Regions from separate parts of the Homo sapiens genome. Here region 1 is linked to region 2. A link is an interaction called in ENCODE POLR2A ChIA-PET data of the cell type or tissue named here. Cell type or tissue: MCF 10A. All regions are shown on one strand. Links, peaks and the distances in the headings refer to the core of each region. The heading gives the core; the rest is flanking DNA.

Region 1 (4,390 bases), core at 214-4,213, 190 kb after region 2:
ATTCCTACATCCCAGCCGCACAGTCGCCCTGCCTGGGGACTGAGCCCAGCCCACACCGTGGGTGCTCTGTTCCCACGGTTTCCCTCAGCCCCAAGCTGTCACCATCATCCTCTGTGGCCGTTCCACATCCTGGGCTGGACCTTGTCTTTGGTCTCACGGACCTTGGGTCCAACCATGCAGGAAATGAACAAAAGATGCTTTCTCATATCAGGAAGATAACAAGTGAGGCCAAAGATCATAAATCAGAGGGTAGGGGAAGGGAGTGGCAGCCAATGTGAATGGGGTGTACTGAAAGGCCTTTCCTAAGACTCAGGTGTTTCACATGGCTATGAGGTCTGAGACCCCACCCAGCTGGGAATATCTCTTGGGCCCAAATCCCATGTGCCCTTCAGGGCCCAGCCCAAAGACTACACCCCTCAAATTCATTGTTCTTTTTTCTTTATTTATTTATTTCTTTTTTTTGAGACGGAGTCTCCCTCTATCACCCAGGCTGGAGTGCAGTCGTGCGATCTCAGCTTACTGCAACCTCTGCCTCCCGGGTTCTAGTTATTCTCCTGCCTCAGCCTCCCAAGTAGCTGAGATTACAGGTGCACACCACCACACCTGGCTAATTTTTGTATTTTTGGTAGAAATGGGGTTTCACCATGTTGGCCAGGCTGGTCTCGAACTCCTGACCTCAAGTGATCCACCTGTCTCAGCTTCCCAAAGTGCTGAGATTACAGGCATAAACCACCACACCCAGTGAAATTCATTCTTCTTAACCCACATTTCACCACAGTGAGACAGGAAAGGATGGCACCCAGACGCTATTGGTGCACATAGCGTAACCTTGGGAAAGCCAGAGCTGGCTGGCTTAGGGGACAAGCCCCTGGCCACAGGGGGATGTTCTCCAGTATTCTCACTCTCATTCGTGCACTCAACAAGCAGTTTCTGGAGCCCACCCATGCCAAACGCTAGGGATACAGTGTCCTGGACAGATGGGCTCCCCGTGGTGCTGAACTCTTTGTGGAACAGACAAAGAGGGAACAAAGCAAGTAAATTTCAAAGGCAGGTACAGATATAAAATGATGTAAGTACTTTAAAAAGAAATCTCTGGGACCTGATGATTCAGAGTGAGGAGGGTGACTTCCCTCAGGGACATACCAGGGAAGGCCTCTCTGAAGAGGGCTGGGAAGGGACCCTGAGGGAGGAACATGCTGCAAGATGGGTCTAGGACACCCAGGGAGCAGGGAGGGAGGCAGGCAGGAGCCAGGCCTGTTGACCACATGAGAGTCGAGATTTCATTCTAGTTTCAACAGAAATCTTCCAAAGAGCGTACCACAAAGGAGCAATGCTGTAGCAAAAGTTTGGGGGAGAGAAGGTAAAAAGAGTGGGTGAATTGAAGGACTGAGCAATAAAGGAATGGGCCTAGATATAAAGGTGAAGGCCCACGTCTCTTGTTTATGTGTTTCTCCTGGTTGGTGATGGATTCACTCTCTGAGGGAGGAGTTCTTTCATCCACCCCAAGGCTGGAAGCATCTCCAAATCGATGACCTTGCGGCTTTAGGACCACAGAGAAACATATATGCCCCACGCCAGCTCCAGATGCAGTCCCAGGGAAGGATTGCCTTTGGCTTGGGATGGGTCATGTGCCCAGGCCCAGACCTTAGCAAACCATGCTAAGGACTGTAACTGGCAGCTCACACCCAAAACCGTGCTTCTGGAAGGTAGAGAGGAGTGCCTTGAAATAAAGGGGTCATTTTTCTGTGCAGACAACATTGCAATCTCCCAGAAGTGCTGATGAAACTGAGCTCTGAAGGGAAGAAGAAATCTGAGTTTCCAAGGAGCAGAGGTTTAAGAGACGTGGAGTCTGTAGGCAGACAGCTTTCACTGAATTCAAATGAGAGATTGAACTAGGATAGTTTCTCACAGAAATAGGAGAAACAGACTGGATAAAGGAAATGAAATAAAAAGCAAAGTAAACAGAACTGGAGGAAGAAATGAGAGCTTCAAAAACTTCAAACTGAGAAGGGCAGAGGAAAAGAGAAGCCACACTCAGGATCCAGGTGAATGTGGATGGTGCCCACAGTTCCTCTGTCTCAATGTCAGCTCTCAGGTCAGCACCAGGAGCTCAGTCATTTCCATGTGCAAGAGCTGAGACCTTCAAATCTAAAAGAGGTCTTGCAATCTGTGCCCAACCGTGCTCATTCTGAGTGGAATGAGAATTCCACACTCCAACCCAAACCCAGTGAGCCTTTAATGGCATATTCTTAAGCGGCAGACTTGGATTCAGGGCAGGAAATGCCATCTGAGCTTATAAAGCCTTCAGCAGAGGAATATCAGCTCTAGAAACCCCAAACAGAAGCAGGCCTGGCCAAGCTAGAGACCTACAGATGCAACACACCATGGGCTAGAATTTTTAGCACAAAGGGCACTTTTATCACAAAAGGCTAGAAAAACAGTCCTGTCCATTTTTAGAAGTCTATCAAAATATCCTGTCAAAATGAAACAAAATACAATAATAAAAAATTCATAGCAGCAGGGCATGAAGATGAGGGTCTAAGGCAGCCCAGGAGGCCACCCACACACCAGTCTCCGAGTGTCCTTGCCAAATCTCTCTCTGGACATTCCCTCAACCCAACCAATTCTCCCCAAGTCCAAAACACAGCCTCTGCGCATCCTTCCCAACCTCTCCTCTCCCTCACTCTCTAGCTTGCAAACTCCTAGTTACCTTCAAGGCCAGGCCCAAGTGTCACTGGGTCTCGGCAGCCTTCCCAATGCCCCAGGCAGGCACAACCACCCCCTGCCTGGGCAGCCACACCAGTCTCTCTATACTGCTGATCTCCCAGCCCTGACCTGAACGAGTACCACCTTTTGCCATGTGCCCTGCTGAACGTGGGCTCCTCCCAACTAGGGCTCTGTGCCTGGGCTCTGGCCCGGAGCCCCATACACTCCAGACTGGGTAAATGTTGGATAACTATTTGGTGATTGATACAAGGCTTCTGACACAAAGAGAACTGCCCAGAGGTTATTTTCCATTCCCCCAAAAAACTCCAAAAGAACAAGGGTTCCAAACCACTCTTTTCCCTGCTTCCAAAAGACTTTCTGAAAATGAACCCAGCATCTGGAAATTAACTCACTGTGTAACTGTTTCTAAATAGGACAGGTGGACCCCAAAGCGTCTTTCCTCATGGGCTGTCTCAGCTGCCAGGGCAAATGTGTCAATTGCTGTCCTATAAAAGCACGAGGCCACCTCAATTCCAGAAATAAGCAGCAAGGAGCATTGAATATGCAGCGGCCACAGGAAGCGGCAGGACTATACGAATGGAAGCTTCCCACGTAGATTGGTATGTTTCAGCTGATTGGCAGGTAGATGACCAGGTTAAGCACTAAGCGATAAAGCGCACACCCACTGGCTTTTGTGATGTGCATCTCTCTGTCCCTCGGGAGCTTGGATGTTTCTTTTTGGATGGGCCCAAGAGGGTAGCAACAGTTGCTCACTCCAGAAGATGGCAAATACTTGCCCACCCTTTGTCACTGGCCTTAGAGTGACTAGAGGACATAATTAATCATTAAGACACTCCTTCCTGCCAGCATGGGCAAGCCTTCAGAATTCTTCTCCACTCGCACCATGGAAATTCCCTGTCACCCCTGGAATAAATTACTTTCTGTTAAGTGTAGAATCCAGGCAGGTAAGCAAGGTCAGAATGTTAGCCAGGGATTCACTTTGCGATATTTATGGTCCCCTCAGATTTAATGGTATAATCTGATATATATCCAAACAAAATGATATCATCTGATATGAAACAAAATGAGTGCACAGAGGGGTAGAAAACAATGTGTCCTTAATTCAGTTTCTCCAGAACACTTGGCATCCGCCCTGCCGGCCTCGAGGAAGGAGCGCAGCTCCGTGAAGGGTGGGGACATTCCCACAAGAGAGAAAGCAGAATACAAAACAGGACACAGCCTCATCTCTTTGCAACTAAATTTTCAAAATCTTCCATCTAGATGACTCTTAGTTGAGGAGATTCTTCATCTAAAGAGAACTGAATATTCCTCACGTTTGGACGTTAATCAGAAAAAGGCAAATCAGAAGGGAGAGAAATCCTGACTTGGGAAGGTCAGCATGCAACAGATACTACCCCAGATCTCCAACACCAGGCACAAGGATTTATAGCTAATCAGACGCTTAATACAGTCTATTCATCAAGTTTCTGTAGCCATTGGACACTTACCATACCTGGGCAAAGGGGCAAAGGGGGAAAGTTTGAAAGATGAAAGAGATGTGTGTCCACCCACATAGAAAGAGCCGGGACACGTTGTGGAAAGCAAGTTGCTACATCAATAGAGCCCGCCCTTGGCCCATTTAAAGGAAGGGCATGGAAGCAGCACTTATGGAGCCTGCAGGGGC
Region 2 (4,390 bases), core at 273-4,272:
CAGGTGGGAAGAGGCAGAATCAAGCAGATTAAAAAGTCCTTGGGAGCAGAATTCCTGCACTTGGCTTCTGTCCCAGACTTACTTCTAAGTTGGGCCACTTTCAACCAGGCGCATGAATCCACATCAAGAGACCAGGGAATTCCCCTTAAAGAGCATGCTAAACATATTTTTCTACCTGACACCCAGAGCCTTCTCCAAATAGCCAGCATCTCTACGTCAGGAACTGCTGGGCTTCAGCATGAGTGGGGATTCAAGCTCTGGGCTCACTGCAGTCTGGCATCACATCCAAGCCCCACCCACACCCAGCTCATCTCAGCTGCCCAGCGCTCACTACCTCAGCTGACTCAAGCCCTCTTCCAGAGACAATGCATCCCTTAAATGAGACAGCCAGGTGGGAAGGGGCCCCCAGAGAAACTCCAACCAGTCTGTGCACTAGAGTGGAGCCACAGAAGTTCTGTGCTGTTTGCAGCAGGGAGAAGCCTGGCCCCTCCTCTTCCTGGGTGGAACCTGGGATTCAATCTGTGAGGTGGGAAGCGCACAGGCAAAAAGCACACTCTCTTGCTTCACTAAGAGTCTCTGTTACCCCTTTTTTCCCTTTTTGCCCAATAAATCCCATTTTTCTCACTCTTCAAATCATCTACGAGCCTAAATTTTCCTGGCTGTGTGACAAGGACCCTGTCTTTAATTGAGCTAAGGAAAAGTCTCGCAACATTAACATTCCTTCCAAATGTGCCTGTGGCTTTGTACACTTCTGTTTCTCTTGCCATGATATCTCTTGTGCCTAACTCTGTCTGGCAGGTAGTAAGTGTTTAATAAATAGCTAAGAAAAAAAAATTAAAAGGAAGGGAGAGGAGAAGGAGGGATGACAAGCTCACTAGCATTCAAATAAAGTCACAACAAGGACTTGGTGGGGTGGTGTAAGGATCCAAGCCCATTGGATAAATGGATACAAGATACGAATGTTCCCTTCCAGCCTCATTTGTTACATCTTTGACTTAAGCCCTAAGTGTTGAGCATTTTTCTGGCACTCCCCTGGAGAATCGCCTGCAGATTCGGTTACATGGTGGATTCAGCAGACTCCACACACTGAGCTCTGTGCCAGGGCCTGGCTGTTTTCTGGCTCAATCCTCTCAGCAGCCCTAGAAGTGGAGTTTGGTACTCCTGCTGTGGAGATGAGGAAACAAGACTCTGAAAATTTAGGAGATGGCCCCAACCTGGCAGCTAGTGGCACCTAGCACTGAGCTCCATCTTGCCCTCTGGGCCCAGAACTCCTTTGGTGCCTGTGGTGTGCCTGCGATTGCCTTGTGAGGTGGGGCTTACTGTGTAGAAAGAGCCAAAAGTATTCAGCAAGAGATCTATGGTCCAGCATGGTGACTATACTTAATAACAACATACTGTGCACTCCAACATTACTGACAGAGTAGATTTGAAAAGCTTTCACCACAAATAAATGACAACTATGTAAGCTAACGTATATGCTAATTAGCTGAATTTAGCACTTCCACAGTGTGTACATATTTCAAAACATGGTTTTGTACACCATAAATATATACAATTTTACTTGTCAAATAAAAAATAAGTAGTAAGAACAAAAGTTTTAAGAACTGTCGTAAAATGAAATCAAGCCATTTCTGCTACCGGACAGACTCGCCTTCCAGGCTCCATGCCTCTTCTTTCCTCTTGACTTAAACTAACTCCCTGGACTAAAACCTTGGGTCCTGCTACCTTCACCATATGCTGCCCATCAGCCCTTGGTGGCCCCTTCAACAGCGGGGCCTGGGCCATCAGATCCTCGGCCTTCCTACTGTGGCCTCTGCCTGCCAACTTGTCCTGACATCTCCCAAAGTGAAAATGCTCATGGCCAAATTTGGCCCCAGCCCAGGGCCTCGGCTTCGCAGCACGAGCAGGGCCACAGCTCTGGGTGCCTGAGTCGTGCGTCATCCACAAGCAAGGGCACTGCTCATGCTCCTGTTGCCAGTGGGCAAACCAGGGCAGGACTTGATGTTATTTGTCCCATTAATCATGATCTTGGAGAAAAAAAATCTTGAGATGACTATTTCAGCACACCACATAGTAACTGAATGTTAGTCACATCAATCCATTTTCAGACAGCAAAGGAGGCAAATTTGAAGAAGCAGAGTAAGTACTTTGCACTATGTGGCTATTGTTCACAGATAACCAGATGTTAATTAAAGAAGGAAAAGACTGAAATCGATCTATTACCCTGATTACACTAATCCTTCACTCCTGTTTGCAGATTAAATGGCCAATACATTCTATCACTGCATTGATTCAAACTATGGGCCCAGGGACCCTCTTCCTCAAGACTTCTAGACAGGATTTTAGTTATCTAAACTGTAACTAAATTTTAGTTTGTCTTTGTATCTGTATTTGTTCTTTCTTCACTCTTTGCAACCAACCTAGACCTTGTTCTTAAGGAGTGAGAGGGGGCAGAACCTTTTTTTTTTTAGTCAATGATGTATTTCCTCAGGTATCAAGCACATAAAGTGAACACAAAGGGATAGTACAGATTTTGGAATTAATTTTTCAAATTGTATTGATAATGGAGTGCTGACACTTGGTGAATTTAGTTCTTCTCTATTGCATCAGACAAATCTAAGGAGTGGAGTCCTCATCCATGTCGTGGAAGTCTCATCAGTGATTTCATGCCAAGTCAAGGCCGATGCAGAGGAAGTAACTGTGGACCAGCAATGAGAGATTTGGCTTCTATCCCTGTGCCATCCTGACTCCCCTGTGACTTTCCCTGTCTGTAAATGGAGAATCTTGGAGTCCCAGGCCCCAGCTGGCAGTCACGATGGTTATTTGAGCAGAACCCTTGCAGTGTGGCATGCTTTGGAGAAGAGAACCAGCACGTGCTAACAGCCATTGAAGAGCAATGACAGCACTGCTCCCATGTCCACTGAGGAACAGAGTGACTGCTGTTCCTCTTGCTGGTGCACCGTTCTCCAATGACACTGGCGGAGAGTCAAGGAGTGAACTGGGAGAGGAAGCAATTGTATCGGAAAAATATCGCCTAAACAGAAGAGTTCCCCAGAAGCTCAATGTGATAGTTAACTGCATGTGTCAAATGTGCTGGGCCACAGAGCCCAGATATGGGATTAGACATTATTCTGGGTGTGTCAGTGAGAGTGTTTTGGATGAGATTAACATTTAAATTAATAGGCTGTGGGCAAAGCAGGACCTTTGGCTGTGACCAAAACCTATCCCCATGGGATCCTGTAAGACACAAATGAGGAAACCTCAGCCTGCCCCACTTTTGTTCCCAATGGGGCACGTAGGAAGGGCAGCTTCACCATAGGGCTTAAAATTGGCCCTTAGACCCAAAGCACTTAGACCTGCATCCTACTCAGGGAATCTCTCCTTTATTATTGCCCCTCAAAACTTGATACCAGTTTCTCCAATGTTTGATTCAAGTATTAGAAAATGCTTCAGAATATCCATTGAAAGAGATAAAGGCAATAATAAACAACTCTTCATTAAGTATCTACTATATTCATAGCACTGTTATATCCATGGGACAATAAAGTAATTAACCTTCATGCTGAACTTTCCCATGCATCTTACTATTTGCTATTAACAAACATCTTGTGAGAAAAAGAATATAAGCACATGTTGTAGATAATGAAAATGAGTTTTAGAGGGTTCAAATTGAGTTGTGCAATGTGAGGAATGTGGAATTTGGATTCAGGTGGGCGGTTCATCCTAACCTTGAGAGTTTTACTACCATGAATCTGTCTTAGAGGAGAAAGCATCACTGACTTCCCCTGCATATTTATGGACTCAAATTCATCATTGCTTGGTCCCCAAGCACCTCCACCTCTATATTGGCCTGCAGCTTAGGGGAGTGTTTTTTTTTTTTTTTTTTTGAGACAGTTTCACTCTTGTCTCCCACGCTGGAGTGCAATGGCACTATCTCAGCTCACTGCAACCTCCGCCTCCTGGGTTCAAGCGATTCTCCAGCATCAGCCTCCTGAGTAGCTGGTATTACAGGCACCTGCAACCACGCCCAGCTAATTTTTGTATTTTTAGTAGAGATGAGATTTCACCACGTTGGCCAGGCTGGTCTCGATCTCCTGACCTCAGGTGATCCACCTACTTCGGCCTCCAAAAGTGCTGGGATTATAGGTGTGAGCCACCACACCCAGCCAAGGGAGATTTTTATATGACCATTTGGAGGAAAATTCTGTAAGCAATATAATTATTATTTTTAAAAATTACCTTTCTCTTATAATTTATAAGAAATATATCAGTCAGGAGAAAGAGGCAGAAAAAAACCAATCTAAGTAATTACTGGTCTTCTCAACTGTCAATCCACATCAAAATTAAGCCTGCTCCATCTTTGTTGCCACGCTCATAATTTATGAAATAT

The links. ChIA-PET counts read pairs that join two places held together with the same protein. Peaks named below come from ENCODE experiments on the same cell type or tissue, not always from the same donor. Only the 100,000 strongest peaks of a DNase experiment are listed, where the experiment ranks them.
Region 1: POLR2A ChIA-PET joins it to region 2 with 5 read pairs; 2 of 35 experiments call an interaction of 5 or more read pairs at or near these places.

What each region holds. Positions count from the first base shown.
Region 1 is chr7:45,968,539-45,972,928 of GRCh38, reverse strand. All of the region lies in intron 1 of LOC102723446 (a long non-coding RNA gene), which reads right to left. Among named protein-coding and RNA genes, the nearest start is that of IGFBP3, 49 kb to the right of the region's middle. In MCF 10A, for the core only: no CTCF peak of the experiment used is centred there; no DNase peak of the experiment used is centred there.
Region 2 is chr7:46,158,617-46,163,006 of GRCh38, reverse strand. No RefSeq gene overlaps it. Among named protein-coding and RNA genes, the nearest start is that of IGFBP3, 240 kb to the right of the region's middle. In MCF 10A, for the core only: no CTCF peak of the experiment used is centred there; a DNase peak (open chromatin) is centred at 1,936.